Regions from separate parts of the Homo sapiens genome. Here region 2 is linked to region 1. Evidence: read pairs that join two places in POLR2A ChIA-PET (ENCODE). Cell type or tissue: PC-3. All regions are shown on one strand. Each heading gives the region's core, and the rest is flanking DNA. Links, peaks and the distances in the headings are about the cores only. Region 1 overlaps ARHGAP27 (Rho GTPase activating protein 27). Region 2 overlaps PLEKHM1 (pleckstrin homology and RUN domain containing M1).

Region 1 (4,378 bases), core at 243-4,242:
CTTTGAACCTCGCATCTGGCCCAGGGTCTGGCTCAAACAGAGTGCACAGAGAGTGTGTGTTGAGAAGCGCAGAGGTGCGGCAGCCCTTTACCTATGAGCCAGGGCTCTGTAGGTCTGCAAGGGCCAACACCCCAGGCCCCAGGACCAAAGAGGAAGGAGACTGCCCAGGTCCTGACATCTCCTGAGAAGACAGATCACCCCGGCTGCCAGGGCGCCTGCCAGGTGGCCCCTCTGCCCATCCTTCCTCCAGCTCCCAGCAGGTTCCCAGTTGCAGTGGCATATGGAGGGAGGGGCACCGATGATAGGGGTAGGGGACTTACCCAGGGGGGGAATCTAGGACATTGGCCAGAGACAGGCAGCTCTCTGGCCCCACTTGTGACCTCCACAAGTCGCTTTGCATCTCTGGTCCTGTTTCCTCCCCTGTGCGATGTGTGCAATAATACCACGTTCCCTGCCACAGAGCTTTATTCAAGAGGCAGCTGTGGGTCTCCCTGGTGCTCCACCCCCAACAAAGTCCAGGGTAGGGAGTTGGCCCTGCCCCCGCAAGGGAACCCCATCCCTGCTCTTAGTTGTCCCAGGCAGAGTTTCCCCACCATGATCCTCCAGGCCCATTCACTCCTTCATTAGGCATCAACTAGCTGAATACCTGCCAAGCCCTGGTGAGCCTTCGGATCTGGAGAGGACTGAGGCACAGCCACGATCCTGGGGGACTCACCCTCTTGGATAGGAGGCCAGCAAGAGAAGACATGGGGCCGGGGCTCAGAGTGGAGCATAGGGTTGAGAGTGGGTGCCCACCCGGGCAGGGCCTCGTGGGCCCTTGCCAGGAATGTGCACATTATCCTGCAGCCGCTGTGAGGCTTTTAGCAGAGACAGGAATGGGATTGAGAAAAAAATCCCTGTGGCCAGGGCTTCAAGAATGGCTGAAGCTCTTGGTGGTCTCGTGGGCATGTGTGGAAACAGAGGTTTGGGAGATGGATGGGCAGGGTCTGGGGGCCGAGGGAGGTGGGAGGGAAATCAGGTTGAGTTCTAGATTCCCAGCTGGCACTCGTGGGCAGACAGTGGTGCTGCTTCCTGACGGGGGGATGACTTGGGGAGGAGCAGAGTGGAAAAAAGATGGGGCCCACCTGGATTTAGGTGCCAAAGGGAAGAGAAGCATGAGAGTGCTGGCTCAGAGGCCAAGAAGTGTCCAGAAGAAGGACGCACAGGAAGGTCATGTGAGAGAAAGGCCGTATAACACTTACCCTAAGTGACCACTAGACGCTCAGCTGGTCAGGGGGCTGCTGAAGGCAGAGGGCAGTGGTCAGTAGTGAAGTGAGGGTGCGAATTGAGTGTGTGGACAACGGGCAGAAGGAGAGAGACACAGTGTGGCCAGAGGGGGTGTAGGGTCATGGATGGAACCGTCCCCAGGCTCAGGTGGGTGGGCAGGAGATGGGGAGGCTAAAGATGGGGAGAAGGTTGTTGCTGAGAAGGGATCTCAGAAGAAAGTGGGTGCAGAACAGAGGGGGCAGGATGTGGGGATGGCATGGCACGGGGGCACTGGGGAGTGTGTGGGGATGCCCTTCTGTCAGGCAGCAGCTCAGGGCTTAGGGCAGGCTACCAGACAGGGCCAGGGACCCCCAGAACAGAGGAGCTCCTGCCATGGATGGTGTTTTACAGCCTTGTCACTCCCCATGCACTCTAATCGCGCATATTGAGCACTTGGGGTGGGCTGGTCACTGTGCTGGACACTGGGGACAAAGTGTGGTAAGATGCAGTCCCAAAGGGGCTAACAGTCCTGTGGGCTCTTGCTGAAAGGCTTGTAACCCAGGGTTAAGCTCCCAGCAGCTTGGAAGGCAGGCGTAGGCACCTCCATTTGCCCTGAGTACAAACAGAGGTTCAGAGAGGTTTAGTGACACGACGAAGCTCACACGGCCAGGAAGTGGCTGTGTTCAGGACAGTTCCAGGCCCCCTGACCCCAAGCCCCACCCTGGCCAGCAGGTTCAGTTTCAGCCTGGTGGCCTTTAGGGTTGGCCACCCTGTTCCCCTCAACAAGAACAGTACAAGCTGAAGGCAGGCACATGCTCCTTCTTCTGAGCGTCCTGCGTGCCCAGCCCTGTTGTGGAAGAGTTGATGTCCCAGGAGGGACATCTCCTGTTCTTTTGCTGCCCAGGAGAGGGCAGAAGCAAACCCTTCTGAGAGGGGATAGAGGGAGACGGGGGAGGTAAGCAGGGATGACTCCTCCTCTCCCACAAAGAGGCCACTCAGGGAGCTCTGGGAAGCCAGGCCAAAGCCAGTGCAATAAAGGGGCCTCTGAGACTCTTCCCTTGGTCCTGACTCTGGGATTTCAGGGTGCGGTCACCATCCCCGCCCAGAGGTGGGAAGGCCCAGGCAGGTGGAGCTGGCCTGGAGCCCGCCCCTGCTGCTGGGGCATTGGCCGCTGGGAGGGAAGTTCCAGCCGGGCTGCTGCACCTTCTTATACAAGCAGCCCCGGAGGCGCCGCACATGAGCAGGCAGCCCCGACTGGAAGGAGCCCGGGGCCCTCATTCCTTCTCCTCCACTGGGAACTGAGTGAGTCCTCGCCCCTGGGGGACTAGGGGGTGGCCACAGCAGTTTCCCCAATCTCTCCCCTCCCTTTCCCGAATCCTAAAACCCATCTGGGGGCCCCTCCCCTCTGGATCCAGGCCCAGCACCCACTTCCTAGGACAAACTCCAAGGGCAGCCCGAGGCCACTGTGACTGAGAGAAAGGAACTGGCCTTGGGACAGACCCTCCTGTCCCCCTTCGGGGCCAGCTAGGGGGACTTTGGCAAGGGGTGTTGGTAACAGCAGGAAGCTGAGGCCAAGTTGAAGGGACTCTAGCTAGCCCCTTGCTCGTACTCCCTCCTCCGGCACCCCCCACCCCCAACCCCCAGGTGGGGCAGCCACCCTGGGGTGGCCCTGCTGGTTTCTTTACACCTGACCCAGTTCCCTCCCGGTGACTCACCTGCAGCCCCAGGCTGTCCCAGGAGCCCCTCTGCCTGCCTAGGACCTGACTTAGGAGACAGCAGCTTCTTGGATCTCCCTCCCACCCTCACCCCACATTGCTGTCCACCCAGAGATCTCCCTGCCCACCCCCCGCACCCCCTGGCTCTCCTGCAGGCCCCATGATCTCTTCAGGTCTCGCTGGAGCCTGTGCCTGGCTCTCACCTCTTAGTCCTTGGCTCCCTTCAGCGCCCAGGGGCCTGCGATGGGCCCCAGGACAAGCCCACCTGCCCCCTCACTTTCTTCCCAGGCCTCAGCAGTTGACCTCACTCTAGACCTGTTTTTTGTAATGTTTATTTCAATGGTTTTGCGGAGCAGGTGGTGTTTGGTTACGTGAATAAGTTCTTTAGTGGCTATTTCTGAGATTTTGGTGCACCCGTCACCCGACTGGTGTGCACTGTACCCAATGTGTAGTCTTTTATCCCTCACCCCCCTCCCACCCTTCCCCCACTCCCAAGTCCCCAAAATCCATTATATCATTCTTAGGCCTTTGCATCCTCATAGCTTAGCTCCCATAGACCTGTTTTCTCTGCCCTTCCTAGAGCTGACTGCGTCCAGTACAGGGAGGGGTGGGCATCAGTACTGAATGCCAGCCTGGATGGGTGGTCAGTGCCAGGCCCTGGGGAATGGGAAAGTCCATGATCGTGACCAGGGCGTAGCTGATGATCAGGGATGTGGTCGAGTCTCCATGCCTGAATGTTAGGGAGATTGGGAGCTGGATCTGTGCCGGGGAGTGAGAGGTCAGTGGCTGTTGGTTCATATTGAAGGGGAAACAGGGCTGCCAGGACTAGGGCTCTGGGGCACAGGCACAGAGGTGCTCTTGCTAAAATTTGGGAAGCTCTGTTTCCAGATTGCAGAAGGATTCTGGTGTTGAGGGAACTTCCAGAACTGTTGCCTGAGCCGGGTGAGGCCTGCAGGACCCTTCTGTCCAGCTGAGGCTGCTGTGGGTGCCCACCCTGCCTCCTTGCCCTCTCCTGGCTGGGGGTCCCCTGTGAGGCATGAAAGGAGGGGGGCAGGGGCCCCTGCCCAGGCCTCCATGTCTGTCTAGGGACTGGGCCAGAGAGAGGAAGCAGAGGTAGCAGAAGGGCCTGCCTGCAGAATCATCCCAGCCTCCCCCTTCCTTTCTCCTCCTTGGCCCAGTTAAATGTGTAAATTACTATTCCCTCCCTATAAAAATAGCTTAACTCCATTACAAATATTTGAATAATAGGAGGAAATCTCAATCGAATGACTGTGAGCATGTTGGTTTCTTCCCATTTATTCTGCCTTCTTATGCGTATCTCTTGGGCAGTTCCCGTAGAGACATCACAGTGTAATGACGATTGTGCCTTCTGCTTTTTCATTTACCATATTCACCTAGTCAGTGAATGTCAGCCGCTG
Region 2 (4,378 bases), core at 290-4,289, 62 kb before region 1:
CACACCTCATCCTCTCTCCCCACCCCTCTGGTAATCCCGATGCTCCGCGCTTACCTCCCCGAGACCCACCATTCAGGTTTCCCCTTTTCTGGCTCAGCTTTCTTATCCCAGTCACCCCCATCCCCCGTCTAGCTCCCCAAGATCTGCTCATCCCAAACATTCTACCTCCGCCCTCTCATCTAAGACCCACCCCCAAAGTAGGTGCCCTGTTGAGCTCACCGCTTTCTTCTGGATAACTCCGATCTCAGCCTTATTCCAAGTCTTAACTGTGTCTTCTCGTCCTTAGTCTCCTAGCCACTGTATACCTTCCTTTGCGTCTCCTGCCGTACTGAGGACAGCCCATCCCTAAGTCTTTGCCAAACTGTCCCGAACTCTTGCTGCCTCCTTTCCTACCACCCTCACCCAATCTTGTTAAAAATGACATCTCCATGTCCTTTCACCCCCGCTGACCCACCGCAACTCTTCACCCCAACTCTGCGTCCATTGCTTCCCTCGACCCAACTCCCATTCAACCTGAGAACTTAGTGCAGAGTCGCCTGCCAACTCCACCAGCTGCCCCTCAACAGCCAAATGTAGGTGCTCACTCAGACCCGCAGTTACAGACTGAGCAGCATGATTGGCGGGTGCAGGGGCTCAGGTGGTAAATAAGGGTGGAGGAGCAGTGGGCTCTCCCCAACTCTTGGGTGGGGCCGGGGTTTTTCCTGGCATCTGGTCTCCTGCACCTGTCCTCAGGGATTGTGTTTTTGGCATTCATATTAAATGACTTGTGCTGGCTGCTGGAATGGTAGGTATCATTCAAATATCTGGAAGGTGAGAGACGGCCACTCACTCAGCTCACTTAGCACAGAATGATGGAAGCTGTCACTTCCTTCTGGTTGGTGTTCTCGCCCTGGAGAGCTTCTGGGAAGTTCTGTGTGGTGTTGGCTGTGGTCACAGAATATTGTTCGTGTTCCTTTTCTTGGCACTTGTAAGGGCCTCTCCCTGCCAGAGCTGATGGCAGATCAGTCCTGATGCTGAATTCAGGGGATATGATGGGTGCCAGAGGCAACGTTACCTGTTGTGAAGAGTATAGGTGAGTAGGTCCTGGGGAGGCTGAGGCCTAGGTGGGTACAGAGGCTCTTGAATCGCTTTCTTTTCTTTTAAGTGCTGGATCATTGACTTTTGGCCATCTGGGTTCCATGAACACAGGGAACCATGTTATCTCAGAGTAGCTGAGGCAGAAGGACATTCCAGAGGCACCCAAGTCCCATGCTCAGCATTTATAGTTTCCTGGGGGCTTTTTGGTACACATTTTCTCTGAATCCTGAGGACCCGGCATCAGATGGGTGGGCCATTTGATTGCAGCTTTTTTCTTTCTTTCTTTCTTTTTTTCGACGGAGTTTACTCTTGTTCCCCAGCCTGGAGTGCAGTGGCATGATCTCGGCTCACCGCAACCTCTGCCTCCCAGGTTCAAGCGATTCTCCTGCCTCAGCCTCCCGAGTAGCTGGGATTACAGGCATACACCACCATGCCCGGCTAGTTTTGTATTTTTAGTAGAGATGGGGGTTTCTCTGTGTTGATCAGGCTGGTCTCCAACTCCCGACCTCAGGTGATCCACCCACCTCGGCCTCCCAAAGTGCTGGGATTACGGGCGTGAGCCGCCGCACCTGGCTGATTGCAGTTTTAAAGAGCCCCAAAGAACACTGTCTCTGCTTGCCACTTATAGTCGTATTCCTTTGAAAAGTGAATGCTGTTTACCTTCAATGTCCTCCCATTAATATGCAGTATATTTAAGTTGTTTTCAGCCTTATTGGCAGCTTGGCTTAATGACAGGAGCTCCACAGTTGCCCCAGCACTTAAGAGTTGTATACCCCAACTTCCCACAGTGTGTGAAGTGGAGGTACTTACCCCGTGCCTTGTTTTTATTTTATTAATCAATTCATTCAACAGCTTATTTTTTGAGCACCAGTGTGTGACAAACACTGTTCCAGGTACTAGAAATACAATGGTGAATGGGTCAGGCAACGGTCCTGTTTTCATTCATTCAGAGTTTGGTCCTTGTTAGAATCCTCTGGGATATGGGACAAGAATACAGGAAAGCTGGGTGATACTGGATGGAAGGAAGGAGGGAGGAAAGAAAGATAGCTAGTGTTCACTGACTCCACAATTCTGCCCTCATCCACTAGCCCTGAGTCTGGGAATCACAAGCTAAAAGTTTCTCACCCTTCATCTGGTATTTAATTGCTTCAAAGCTCCAACCCCCACCACTCCACCCATCACAGAAATCCAGCTTTCCTCAGGTGGACAGAGGTGCAGTTTCCTCAGTCAGCACTCACATGCCTGAAAGATCAGCTGCCTTTCTGAATCAGAGGATAACTTTGTCATTCTTTTCCAATTGAAAAAACATGACTCATCAATTGGTACAGCAGTTGGATGGCTTAAAGCCAGGCTGTGGCTCTGAACAGCCAGTTACACAATTCAGGCAGTGGAGAGAAGGCCGTGGGGAGTGGCTGAGGAGTCCCTCAAGAGAAGAGGTTGCTGTTCACTGATGGTGGAGTGTTTTGAGAGTGGTGGAACCAGGTTATCCCTTTCTTCTTTTAACGTAAGTCTCATCCAAGTCATTCTCTTTTTTTGCTTCCTTGATCTCTGGAGGAAGTGAAATTGGACATATAGAGAAGGCCAGGCAGTATAATGCAGGAAACCAACCGGAACTGTTCCTTCCTAACTATGTTGGAACATTTAAGAAAGTATAGCTCTGAGACTTTAGGAGCATTGGTAGGACCTGGTCTCAGCTGGTTGGGGCTATAAACCTGATTGGCAGAACTGTTTCTTGTTGGTTTCAGACCTTCTGTGATGAAATGGAGCTTCCGAGTACCTCTAAAGAAGAAGTAATAGTTTGTCTGAATTTGAGCCAAAGACCTGAGGCCTTTTGGTCCAGGGAAAGATGCAGGAGTTGGGATGAAGAAACCAGAGAGTTCTGTCCCTTACCCGAGACCCATTGCTACTGAGCCTCAGTTTTGTCCTCTGTAAAACAGGGATAATCACTCTCTCACGGGATTGCTGTGAGAATTAAATGAGGTTAGAGAGGGACATCAGAGAAGCTTGCTTTCTGCACTCTGGAGAGCTATGTGAAGGCGAATGAATACACAGGGTGGCAGTAGACTTGGTGTGGTTTGGGGCTTCCTAAATGGCACCAGTCACCTTTCCCCTGCTAAGATTTCACCCGTCATGTTCAAGAGCCCTTTGGTACTGTTGCCCAGCTTTGCCTCACTCCCTTCAGGTAGGTCTCCTTGAAGCCACACCTCTCTTCACTTTGGTTCTTTGTGTCAATGAAGAGCGTTTTGAGGACAGAAAGTGGAACCAGTTCCATAGGATGGTAGATTCAGAATCTGGGCCACCAGGGTGGGTGACGCAGTACTGTCCCCACAGTCAAGAGACACAAAGCCTCCTTCTGATTCCCGCCGTGAGTTCTTATGTCACTGACCATCTGAGCCCTGCCTCCCTGAGCATGATGGAACAGATACAGATAGGTGGGGTGCTATGGCTGCCTACAAACAGAGGTGTCCTGCATTGTGGCTGGAACCCCAGAGGCTCAGTCCTGTCTTGTGAATTTTCAAGTGGCTCTTCTGCTGGATTTCTCTGAGCTCTTGTCAGTCATTTTGTGGCATTTCTGACTCTGTTTTAGGCCAAGTGACCCTTCTCTTGTCTGGCCCTGTCTCTCTTAGCTTCAGTTTATTATTATTAATTTTTTTTTTTGAGATGGAGTCTCGCTCTGTTGCCCAAGCTGGGGTGCAGTGGCACAATCTTGGCTCACTGCAAGCTCCACCTCCTGGGTCCACGCCATTCTCCTGCCTCAGCCTCCCAAGTAGCTGGGACTACAGGTGCCCGCCCGGCTAATTTTTTGTATTTTTAGTAGAGATGGGGTTTCACCGTGTTAGCCAGGATGGTCTCGATCTCCTGACCTCGTGATCCACCCGCCTCGGCCTCCCAAAGTGCTGGGATTACAGGCGTGAGCCACCGCGCCCAGCCAGCTTCAGTTTATTATTTATTTATTTATTTGAGACATAAATTATTATTATTATTATTATTTTTTTATTTTATCTTTTTTTTTTTGAGACGGAGTCTCTCTCTGTCGCCTAGGCTGGAGTGCAGTGGCGGGATCTCGGCTCACTGCAAGCTCCGCCTCCCAGGTTCACGCCATTCTCCTGCCTCAGCCTCCCGAGTAGCTGGGACTACAGGCGCTCACCACTGCACCCGGCTAATTTTTTTGTATTTTTAGTAGAGACGGGGTTTCACCGTGTTAGCCAGGATGGTCTCGATCTCCTGACCTCGTGATCCGCCGGCCTCGGCCTCCCAAAGTGCTGGGATTACAGGCGTGAGCCACGGCGCCATGCCATAA

What was found. Peaks named below come from ENCODE experiments on the same cell type or tissue, not always from the same donor. Only the 100,000 strongest peaks of a DNase experiment are listed, where the experiment ranks them.
Region 2: POLR2A ChIA-PET joins it to region 1 with 6 read pairs; 5 of 35 experiments call an interaction of 5 or more read pairs at or near these places.

Annotation. Positions count from the first base shown.
Region 1 is chr17:45,423,733-45,428,110 of GRCh38, reverse strand. All of the region lies in intron 4 of ARHGAP27 (Rho GTPase activating protein 27), which reads left to right. Among named protein-coding and RNA genes, the nearest start is that of ARHGAP27, 6.9 kb to the left of the region's middle. RefSeq lists enhancers at 2,069-2,639, 3,384-3,888, 3,889-4,378. In PC-3, for the core only: a CTCF peak has its summit at 2,134 (motif pointing right); DNase peaks (open chromatin) are centred at 2,290 and 2,940; H3K4me3 peaks cover 2,100 bases; H3K27ac peaks cover 2,420 bases.
Region 2 is chr17:45,485,931-45,490,308 of GRCh38, reverse strand. The region is part of intron 1 of PLEKHM1 (pleckstrin homology and RUN domain containing M1); the gene reads left to right. Among named protein-coding and RNA genes, the nearest start is that of PLEKHM1, 2.6 kb to the left of the region's middle. In PC-3, for the core only: no CTCF peak of the experiment used is centred there; a DNase peak (open chromatin) is centred at 2,428; H3K4me3 peaks cover 477 bases; H3K27ac peaks cover 1,074 bases.